Regions from separate parts of the Homo sapiens genome. Here all the other regions are linked to region 1. The links are chromatin contacts, found by Hi-C or POLR2A ChIA-PET in ENCODE. All regions are on one chromosome and are shown on one strand. The core of a region is the stretch at or near the end of the contact, and the rest is flanking DNA. Distances in the headings are between cores, read along the strand shown. Region 1 holds the start of ZNF263 (zinc finger protein 263). Region 2 holds the start of TRAP1 (TNF receptor associated protein 1). Region 3 holds the start of DNASE1 (deoxyribonuclease 1). Region 4 has its middle 8.1 kb from the start of CLDN9.

Evidence for each region. A loop is a pair of places that touch in the nucleus more often than their neighbours do. ChIA-PET counts read pairs that join two places held with the same protein, here RNA polymerase II (POLR2A). Pooled maps may share reads with other maps.
Region 2: a loop to region 1 is called in a map with no recorded cell type, with 15 times the contacts of the local background. The contact joins the promoter of TRAP1 here to the promoter of ZNF263 in region 1. A Hi-C loop is called at or near these places in 3 of 37 single-sample maps with no recorded cell type and 6 of 50 pooled maps. POLR2A ChIA-PET finds 5 or more read pairs at or near these places in 2 of 52 experiments (CD4-positive, alpha-beta T cell and CD8-positive, alpha-beta memory T cell).
Region 3: a pooled map shows a loop between it and region 1 (3-fold over the local background). The contact joins the promoter of DNASE1 here to the promoter of ZNF263 in region 1. A Hi-C loop is called at or near these places in 1 of 50 pooled maps. POLR2A ChIA-PET finds 5 or more read pairs at or near these places in 3 of 52 experiments (GM12878, H1 and PC-9).
Region 4: a loop to region 1 is called in a pooled map, with 9 times the contacts of the local background. The contact joins the enhancer-like site here to the promoter of ZNF263 in region 1. A Hi-C loop is called at or near these places in 5 of 50 pooled maps. POLR2A ChIA-PET finds 5 or more read pairs at or near these places in 2 of 52 experiments (Caco-2 and activated T-cell).

What each region holds. Positions count from the first base shown.
Region 1 is chr16:3,282,208-3,284,763 of GRCh38, reverse strand. It overlaps ZNF263 (zinc finger protein 263), which reads right to left and starts at 1,273. Exons shown (of 6, transcript NM_005741.5): 1 at 559-1,273. The coding sequence starts at 945. RefSeq lists enhancers at 281-784, 1,495-1,684, 1,795-2,300 and a silencer at 965-1,124.
Region 2 is chr16:3,716,249-3,718,804 of GRCh38, reverse strand. It overlaps TRAP1 (TNF receptor associated protein 1), which reads left to right and starts at 1,281. Exons shown (of 18, transcript NM_016292.3): 1 at 1,281-1,384. The coding sequence starts at 1,297. RefSeq lists silencers at 931-1,540, 1,561-1,680.
Region 3 is chr16:3,653,417-3,655,972 of GRCh38, reverse strand. It overlaps DNASE1 (deoxyribonuclease 1), which reads right to left and starts at 1,282. Exons shown (of 9, transcript NM_005223.4): 1 at 929-1,282; 2 at 453-600; 3 at 36-124. The coding sequence starts at 599. LOC124903631 (a long non-coding RNA gene) reads left to right here. Exons shown (of 2, transcript XR_007064954.1): 2 at 1-2,556. RefSeq lists enhancers at 50-577, 578-1,105.
Region 4 is chr16:3,003,545-3,006,100 of GRCh38, reverse strand. No RefSeq gene overlaps it. Among named protein-coding and RNA genes, the nearest start is that of CLDN9, 8.1 kb to the left of the region's middle. RefSeq lists enhancers at 1-133, 1,939-2,233, 1,380-2,338 and silencers at 1,795-1,884, 1,895-1,994, 1,939-2,233, 1,981-2,274. Within about 2 kb of position 1,265, at least 13 of the 41 ENCODE cell types and tissues checked have a DNase peak (open chromatin) inside an H3K27ac peak, as active enhancers do.

The DNA.
Region 1 (2,556 bases), core at 24-2,523:
TAAATTGGGGTAGCCCTGGGGACCAATGACCTCAGGGCCTCGGTGCCAAATTATCTTTCAAAGTTCACAATTAACGGAGGCCCAGCTTTGCAGAGAAGACCAGACCGTGGACCCTAACATAACAACAGGTAACAAGTACTAAGCACTCATAAGCTAGTAGTGTTCACAACTTTACATGCTGCTCTCCCTCTAAGCCCTAGAAAGTATGTTAATATCCTCATTTTACGAATAGGAAAACAGGCCGAAAGAGATCAAGTAACTTGCCAAAGTAACAAAGCTAGTACTAGCAGATTGAGGATTTGAACGCTGGCGATCTAACTCCATGGCTAACACTAACTGTTGCAGGGACACCGCCTCCGCGTGGAAACAGGGCACTCTTCACTGCTTTCGTTCATTTGGGGGAAAATCTGGAGGATGAGTGTTCCAGGTTAAATCACAAGTCCTCTTCCCCACGTAAGGTCTACTCAGGGCAATTTACTTGAATTCGACCGGGGGCGCAATGTCCCAGTGCTCAGGGCTAAACAAACCACAGATAAAACAGCTCTCTCTCTCTCTCACCTGTTGTCTCAGTCTCCCAAGCTCTCTCTGCATATCCTCCACAAGGGTCACCGCTTCTTCGCCGCTCTCCGGATGCAGCTCCTGCACCCTGCTCTGGATCTCCTGGGGCAGGATGGTCAGGAACTGCTCTAACACCAGCAGCTCCAAGATCTGCTCCTTCGTGCGCATCTCAGGCCGAAGCCACCCATGGCAAAGCTCTTGGAGCCGGCTGAGGGCTTCCCGGGGACCAGCTGCCTCTTGGAAGCGGAACCGTCTGAAGCGCAAGTGGGAGGCCTCGGGGCTCGGTCCTGGGTCAGGTGGGGGCAGCTCCTGGCTCCAGGCGCAGTCCTCCTCCAGCTTCACTATCAGGAGCCCTTCCCGTTCCTGGGAGCCCGGGCCCGACGCCATCGTCAGGTCTCCAGAGCGCCTTAGCCCGAAACCAGCCGTGCCCGCCTACGAAGGCGCCCTGAACCCATGTAAGGTTGGACGGCGCCAGCAGGAGCCCGGGGCCGGGGGCTCCCAGTCCAGGCCGAGGAGCCCCGCTCCAGCCCAGGCGCGGCCGGCTCCGGCGCCTAGGCCTCAGTCGGTCCCAGGCGCCGCCACGCCGGCCCCGTGGCCCATCTGCGCCAGGACTTCCCCGAGGCAGGAACCGAGCGCCACGCTTCTCACCCTATATAGAGGACCCACGCAAGACTCAGACCTCTGCTCCCACGCCGGAAATCTCAGCGCGCAAGTTAGGCGTCCACAAGCCCACGGCGCCTGCTCGTGACCAATTTCCGGGTCACGTTTTGCGAACTCCAGCGCCCATTAGGTCAGGTTTCTCCACACACTCACCGCCTACCAATGAGAAGGGAAGATTGGCCTACGGGGACTGGATGAGCGAGGGACCAATTGGAGACGAGAGGCGGGGCCACGGGGCGCGCCCTGAAATTCTGGGAGTGACTGGGGGCAGGGCAGCTGGATCCAAGCGAAGAAAACAAGCCTGAGGTCGTTGTGACTGGCGGGCAACCTGGGTTAGAATTACTCCGGAGCGCTTGGGAAAACGCAGATCCCAGGGCCACGCGCTCTCCAGTGCGTCAGTGTCGGGGTGAGACCCGGAAATCTGAATTGTTAATCAGCTTCCCCGGATGAATCCTTTCCCAAGCCAGGCCCCACCCGCTTCGGCTACTCTGGGCTGGCTGAAGATGGTCCCATTGGCCCCTGCGGCCTCGTCGGCTCCGGAAGCCAGGGGCTCCTCGGCATGTCGGGGAGGCCAGGGAGCTAGCCGCCCGCCCAGTCAGTGGCGCCGCGTGGCCTGCTGCGCGGGGCCTGCTGGGAGATGCAGTCCGCGGCGCGGCCTCGCGACTGCGCGTGCGCCCTGGGCGAGCGCCCAAGAGCCCGGCGGTTCTGAAACCCCGAGTCCCGCGGAGAACCCTGCTGGGCTTTGGGCTCGCTTCTGCGGCTGGACGTCCCAGAGGAGCGCTCGGGTCTGGGTTCGCGGCACCTGCTTCCGATTTTAGACCGAATTTTAAATCTGCCCGAGATGTGCAGCGCCTGCAGTTCATTCTCCAAGTTTCAGTCTCTTACCCAGCCCTGCAAGGGCGGGATCTGCCTCCAGCTCCGCCGTGGACTGTGATAGTTGGGGGCGAGTGGCAGGAGGGCCGCAGGGCCGATTCCCTATTGGGCGCGGTTGTGGGCTTTGTGTCGGTGAGCGGGGCTGCCCAGTTGTGAGGCGGCCCAGGTCCTCCGGGCCATGAGATCCGCAAATGGAAGCGTCCTGGGATAGAATGTGACAATCAGTTACCGTGTATTGAGCGTTTATATGCAGATCGATCCTGAAAACACGTTAGTATGAAGCAGATGCTATTAGCAGCCCCTTCCTACAGGTGGTGGCACTGAAGTCATTTACTTGGGTCACACAGCTAGTCTGTCGTCAAAGGTGAGGCTACCATGATAGTAGAGGGTAATATGGGATTAAAGGGGTTTGTGATGACTAAGTGAAAAGAGTACTGATATTTTAGTTTTTTTCTTTTTTTTTTT
Region 2 (2,556 bases), core at 32-2,531, 430 kb before region 1:
GGGATTACAGGTGTGAGTCACCGTGCTCGTGCCCACAACCCCTTATCTTCACCCAGACACTCTTTTTATTGATTCCAGGTCTGTATAACTCAACTCTTTTTTTTCTTTTTTTTGTTTTCTTTTTTTTTTTTTTTTGAGACGGAGTCACAGCTCTGTCGCCCAGGCTGCAGTGCAAGTGGCACGATCTCGGCTCACTGCAACCGCAGCCTCCCGGGTTCACGCTATTCTTCCGCCTCAGCCTCCCCAGGAGCTGGGACTACAGGCACGTGCCACCTTGCCCAGCTAATTTTTTGTATCTTAGTAGAGATGATGGGTTTTCACCATGTTGGCCAGGCTGGTCTCGGACTCCTGACCGCAGGCAGTCCGCCCACCTCAGCCTCCCAAAGTGCTAGGATTACAGGCGTGAGCCACCGCGCCCAACCAGAACTCAACTCTTTTAACCAATTGCCAATCAGAAAGTATCTGAATCCACCTATGACCTCTAAGTATTTCACCCTTTGAGTTGTCCTGCCTTTCCACACGGAACCAACCTATGTCTTACATGCATTGACTGATGTCTTATGTCTCTCTAAAATGTATAAAACCAAGCAAGCTGTAACCCAAGCACCTTGGGCCAAGTTCTCAGGACCTTTTGAGACTGTGCCTCCCTCCATGCACACTCATATTTGGCTCAGAATAACCTTCTAAATACTTTAGAGTTTGACTCTTCTCGACAAGGACAAGAGAAGTGGAATAAACGAATAACCGCAGTTTTCCTGGTGGTATTGGTCACTGGGTTCAGGTTTTGGAGTAGTAGCCAGTCAAGCCTGGAATCCCCTTCCTCATTCGCTTTAGCTTTTTGTCCAGTCTTGGTTTGCAAGAGACTTGCAGCGGCCTAGACGGATGGCCGGGATTCACAAAGGTCGCAGACACGGGAACTGCTTCTTCCCCAGCGTCGCCTCCACACCCTCGCGTGGATACTGACATCCGCCCCATTCCAGGAATGCGCACAGCTAGGCGCAGCCGGCCAGCGTGGGCCGGGGGCGGCGGGGCCACCTCCCCCACCTCCGCGCGCAAGGCCCGTCGCCCTTGACAACGCGATCCAAGGTCACGGAGGTCCCACCCCCAGGCCCGACCGTCCACGAGACGGGTAGTACCCCGCCACGCGCCCGAGCAGGCAGCTGCCCGGACAGCCCGGCGCCCGCCGTGACGTCACCGCCCCGCGCCCGAGGAAGCCCCGCCCCGCGCAGCCCCGTCCCGCCCCTTCCCATCGTGTACGGTCCCGCGTGGCTGCGCGCGGCGCTCTGGGAGTACGACATGGCGCGCGAGCTGCGGGCGCTGCTGCTGTGGGGCCGCCGCCTGCGGCCTTTGCTGCGGGCGCCGGCGCTGGCGGCCGTGCCGGGAGGTGAGGGCGTCCTGGCTGGACGGGCAGCGGGCGGGCCGGGCCACGGAGACGGCAGGGACGTCCCTGTGCTCCGGGGAGCGAGGCGCCGGCACCTGCTTCACAGGCGTGGGAGGTCCGGCGAGGCCAAGCGCGGCAGACGCGTTTACTTTCGCTCCGCTCCTCGCCAGCTCCAGCTTGGCTGCCTTTTCCTCGGCTGGACTCCCCTCGCCACCCGCCCATGGGAGCCCTGAAGGAGGCTGGGTCTTGGGGGGTCGCGGGGTCGGGCGGAGCGGCTGCGGGGTCGTCCCTCCTGGAGCTTCGGTCCAGTCAGGTAGCGCACGTGCAGGTGGAGCCGCTGCGGAGCGCGGAGTCTTTGCGGGTGCATGTTGCGGGGAATGGACTCACTCGGGGTGATCGTGCTAGTTCCATGGATCGTGCTTTACCCCTCCCCGCCTCCCAGTAGCGCACTGAGGGTTCATTTGTTAATTCGTTCATTGGACGCACATGTGAGCGCCCGCTCAGTGCCCGGCGCCGTGCAGGTTCTGGGGACGCCACAGTGAACAAAACCTATAGCAGTCATCCGGGTCCCCAGAGCAGGTGGACTCGATGTCGTTGACGCAGCTGTGTCCTCGGGGCCTGGAATTGATGGATGCGCCAATAAATGTTTGTAAAACAGAGAGAACGACCCTAACCTCTGCTTTCCCAGTCCCCACTCGGAGGTAACAACAGTGAAAGTTTCGGCATTGCTTCGGGGCTGTACACAGTGTTATACGTGTAAATATAAATGTCTGCGTATAAGTATTTTTTATTCTAAAAAGCCTAAACCATGTATGCATTGTGCTACGTTGTACTTCAGAAAATTTTAACGCTCCCAGCATTCTTTCCACATCTTTTCATGTCAGTGTATACAGGTCCATGTGCCTTCCAGTGACCACACAGTATTCTGTATGATGGACGTGTCATTTGTTTAAACATTGTCCTATTAGTGGACGCAATAAAGGTTATTTCAGGTTTTACTTTTTATTACAATGCTGCATAGAATGGGTGAGTACTTAAATATTTGTTCACGTGCGGTATTTCTTTAGCCTTACATAATTAGAATTTTAGAATTGATATTTCAGAGCCTATGCATTTTTGAAATGTTAGCAGATACTGCCAAATTGTCCAAAAAGGCCTTATCAATTTATATCCCC
Region 3 (2,556 bases), core at 33-2,532, 370 kb before region 1:
TGTCACCTTCCTATGACCCTGCCACTGTCACCCACTGATTGAGGTTGTCCAGCAGCTTCCCCACGGCAGTCAGGTGGCTGTCTCTGACCTCCTGGACCAGGGCGATGTCATAGCGGCTCAGGATCTGGGGGCAGGGCCACAGTGGTGCTGAGCAGGGCTGGTGCCACCCAGGGACCCTACAGCGCCACAAAGGGAGCCACAGCTGATGCTCGTGGCATTGCTCGGTTTAACCGCAGCCTCATGTTTCTGCCTGGGCTCCTGCTGCCAGCCAGGGACAGCACAGCAGGGATGAGGACCTTGGTCCACAGCCAAGAGCCTGTTCCACCGTGCTGGGAGCAGTGGTGCTCAGTACCCCACACCCGACACCCTGTGGCTCCATAGGGCTGGCCCTGCCCACCAGCCCTAGACTCCAGAGCTCCTCTGCTTTTGGGGGGAGGCTGCCCTGGCCTCACCTGCACAATGTAGCTGACGAGGGTGGCATTGGACATCTTGGTCTCCCCAAATGTCTGGATGTTGAAGGCTGCGATCTTCAGGGACACGGCCCCCTGCAGTAGGGCCGCCAGTGCCAGCAGCGCCCCCAGCAGCTTCATGCCCCTCATCCTGGGAGAGCACAGGGCACAGAGACATAACAGAAGTGAGACGTCATCCCTGCCACAGCACTCCAGCCTTCTGGAGCCCAGCTGGCAGGGGCTGGTGGAGCTCAAGGTCAGGGGGACGCAGGCGGGGGAAACCCTTTCCTACAACGTCCAGAAAGCCAAACAGCTGGCACCACGTAGAGGACCCCGAGTCACTCCTCCATCCACCAGAAAACCCGCCCGGGAGGGACGCTGGAGCCTCCGCCTCACTCGCTGCTGGAGGATGAGACTCTAAGCCTCCCTCCCTGCTCCAAACCGGCCAGTCACCCAGAGGCACTCCACCTGGTGCTCACCTGAGATGATGGTGATGTCCTCAGAGATGACGAGAATGCTGTCAAGAATCTGGAATATCCTTTGATGACAATTTTCTCCTTTTGCTGCTTAAAGAAAAAAAAGTAGTCTATGAAGAAAGGTCTCTGAAGAAGCACTTCAAGGCCCTGGCAGTGCTGCTGGGCTCCGGATCCTGCACAGGCAGTGCGTGTCTGGGAGTTTTAAAAGTTCAGGCAGCTGTGACCTTCCCTGGGGCAAATGTGAGCCGTCACCTGAGAGTGCAGAAAACAATGGCTCTGTGTGGCTTTCCGCATAGGTGGGTTGCTAGCACGTGTTTCTTTCTGTAAGCACAGGTTTCTTGCTGCTGTAAAAACTGCACCTGATAATCACGTTTGCACTTAGTTTTAAAATGTCTGATAACAAGGCCAAAGGTTCCTATCCCGTGTCCCTTGCACGTGTGGTGGCCCCCATCTTCCAGGATAGGGCAGGGATGGGCCAGGTATGTGCGGGAGGGTGGGGCTGGGCTCCAGTCTCCCTGTCTCTTGTCTGGGGGCCCCAAGGTCACTTTGGACAAAGAGGCCAAAGCCACATCCAAAGTTGCAAATGGAGCCCCCTGGTGGCTGACAGCCATGACTGCTCTGTGGCCCAGGACACGCCTGCCTTCCTGATTCATCGCCATCAGGTGCAGGCAACTCTGCAGGAGGCTGGGGAGCTCGGAACAAGCAGTGGTGGGGGCCTGCAGCACCAGCGCCGTGGGGCCAGGACAGGTGGGGCCTGCAAAGCCCACCCCAATTGCCAGCCAAGCAGTGGGGAGCCTTCTTGAGGTAGACAATAGGCTGTGTGTTTAGGCCCAGGGGATCCCGAGTGACCAGGTCACAAGGGCAGGGCAGCAGCTAAAGGCCAGGCCTCAGGTCCAGTAATTTCTTGGTTCTTTTGTTTTGGGTTTTTATTGTTTTTGAGACAGGGTCTCACACTGTGTTGCCAAGGCTGGAGTGCAGTGGCACAATCATGGCTCATTATAGCCTCAACCGCCAGGGCTCAGATAATCCTCCCTCCTCAGCCTCCTGAGTAGCTAAGACTATGGGTACGGCACCATGCCTGGCTAATTTTTAAATTTTTTTGGTAGAGATGGGGTCTTGCTCTTTTGTCCAGACTGGTCTTGAACTCCTGGCTTCAGGCAATCCTCCGGCGTAGCCAGGACCACAGGTGCATGCTACCATGCTCAGTTTTTTTTTTTTTTTTTTTTTTTTTTTTTTTTTTTGAGGCGGAATCTTGCTCTGCTGCCCAGCCTGGAGTGCAGTAATACTATCTCGGCTCACTGCAACCTCTGCTTCCTGGGTTCAAGCAATTCTTCTGCCTCAGCCTCCCGAGTAGCTGGGATTACAGGCACGCACCACCACACCCGGCTAATTTTTGTATTTTTAGTAGAGACAGGGTTTCACCATGTTGGTCACACTGGTCTCAAACTCGTGACCTTGTGATCCGCCTGCCTCGGCCTCCCAAAGTGCTGGGATTACAGGCGTGAGCCATCGCACCCAGCCTATTTTTTAAGTTTCTCACAGACACAAGGTCTCCAAGTCCTGAGCCCAAGCAATCTTCCCGCAAATGCTGGGATTACAAGTGTGAGCCACCGCACCCCGCCACTCATTTC
Region 4 (2,556 bases), core at 16-2,515, 280 kb after region 1:
GGGGAAGCTCTCCTGTCCCATGGGGATGACTTCACAGCCCTTGCATGTGACCCTTGGGTCCAGTATCGATCCCCACCACTGCTTCCCTGGTGCGCACAGCCAGCCCGACCCCTGGATCTGTTTCAGTTGAAAATTTGACTTCTGAAGACTTTTCAAAGGCCGGGCGCAGTGGCTTATGCCTGTAATCCCAGCAGTTTGGGAGACGGGCGGATCACCTGAGGTCTGGAGTTTGAGACCAGCCTGACCAAAATGGAGAAACCCCGTCTCTACTAAAAATAGAAAATTAGCTGGGCGTGGTGGCGCATGCCTGTAAACTCAGCTACTCAGGAGGCTGAGGCAGGAGAATCGCTTGAACCCAGGAGGCGGAGGCTGTGGTGAGCCGAGATTATGCCATTGCACTCCAGCCTGGGCAACAAGAACGAAACTCCGTCTCAAAAAAAAAAAAAAAAAAAAAAAGACTTTTGCGGCAGGATCAGAATTTTCAAGAGCCATACACTGAGGATGGCCTTAGCCATGGCATCCAGACCCTTTATTTATAAGAGAAATGAAATATTTGGATATAGTTAAAGCACTTTAAACTTTTTTTTTTTTTTTTGAGACGGAGTTTAGCTCTTGTTGCCTAGGCTGGAGTGCAATGGCACCATCTCGGCTCACCCCAACCTCCGCCTCCCGGGTTCAAGCGATTCTCCTGCCTCAGCCTCCCGAGTAGCTGGGATTACAGGCATGTGCCACCACGCCCGGCTAATTTTGTATTTTTAGTAGAGACAGGGTTTCTCCATGTTGGTCAGGCTGGTCTCAAACTCCTGACCTCAGGTGATCCGCCAGCCTCAGCCTCCCAAAGTGCTGGGATTATAGGCGGGAGCCACCGCGCCCGGCCCAGCACTTTAAACTTTTGTTTTCATACCCTTGATCCCCATTTCCTTGGACACGTGCTGTGGGCCCCGCCCGCTGCCCTGATCACTAGCCAGGTTATCAGCCCAGGGGACGGGTTACATTCTCAAATAACCTAGCAAGAGGCCTGCTGGAGGGCAGCAGGGGAAAATGGAAGACCCGAATCTTTAGACAAGTCTATTTTCAGACTCGCTCCTTTCTCTACCAAACCTGAGCTGCTTCCGATTCTCCTTCTCTCTTCCCCAAACTGGGCTCTAACCCCCGTCCTCTGAATCCATGCCCGGGGAAGGTGGCTACGGGCACTGGCCCTGTCGGGGGCTGCCTACTCACCCGCCGCGGGAGGGGCCAGGTCAGCAGGGCGGCGACAGGAAGAAATGCGGGGACAGGGGCACGGGCGGTGGCAGGGGAAAGGCGGACAGCAGCCATGGGTCGCGGGTCTCGGGGGCCGTCAGCAGGCTGAAGGGAGAGGGTCGCGCGGGCAGCGGCGGAAGCGGATGCGGCGGCGGCTCGGAGACCAGGGGCGGGCGGACGAGCGCGCCCACGGGCCCAGGGGCTGAGGCGACGGCGGACACGGGCAGCGGAAGCAGCGGTAGGAGCGCGGGCGGAGCGCGCGGGCGCGGGCAGGCGCGGCAGGTCCTGCAGTGCGAGCACGGCGGCGGAGAGCGCGGGTGAGCAGGCTTCGGGCGGCAGCTCGGGCAGTGCCAGATGCGCGCCGGGGCCCCAGGGCGCCAGCGGCTCGGGCCGCAGCGGGAGCGCGGGCAGCGGTGGCAGCTCGGCCAGGGCGAGAGCGGAGGGCGTCGGCGGCCCGGGGCTCAGGCCGGGCGGCAGGCCGGGCAACGGCGGGTGCGGCAGGGACGGCGGGGGCAGCGGGGTGGGCGGCAGCGTCGAGCGGGCCCGGCCCAATCGCGAGTGGGCGCGGGCGCGGGCGAGCCGCGGGTGCGAGCTGGAGCGGGGCAGCCGCGCCGCCAGCTTGGCTGCGGCCGCCACCCCGGTTGCGGCCGCCAGCCCAGGGCCCCAGAGCGCGCCGCCAGCCGTGACCTGGTACCTCGGGAGGTGGCCAAGCGCCGCACTCCGAGCGGCCCAGCCAATCGCAGATGCTCGCCGCCGCACCCCAACCAATCACGGGCCAGTGCGCTCGCGGTCTACGGGTCCCACCCGGCAGCTGTCAAGGGCTACCCTTGGCAGCCAATCAGAGATATGAGCGCGCTCCGCCAAGTTCTTCTTCCCGCCCTCTCCTGGTCCCAGCCAATCGCTGTGTCCCAGGTGCCGCAGCTGCTCCCCGCCCTCAGCTAGCCTGGCTATCAGGCGCTGCACACGCGCAGTGGGCGCCCCCACCTGGCTTGAGGATCTGCGGATTCGCTGCGACACCGAGGCGCGGCGCCTCACCAATTTTTTTTTTGTTTGTTTTTTAGGTGGCTTTTTTGGGGACTGAGCCCCTCACTCTGGCGCCCAGGCTACATTGCAGTGGCGCGGTCTTGGCTCAGTGAAGCCTCGACCTGCCGGACTAAAGCAGTTCTCCCGCCTCAGCCTCCCCAAGTAGCCGGGACTACAGGTGCACGCCACCACACCCGGCTAATTATTATGGTCTTTAAATTTAAAAAAAAAATTTTTTTTAGACGGAGTCTCGCTCTATCCCCCAGGCTGGAGTGCATTGGCGCAGTCTCA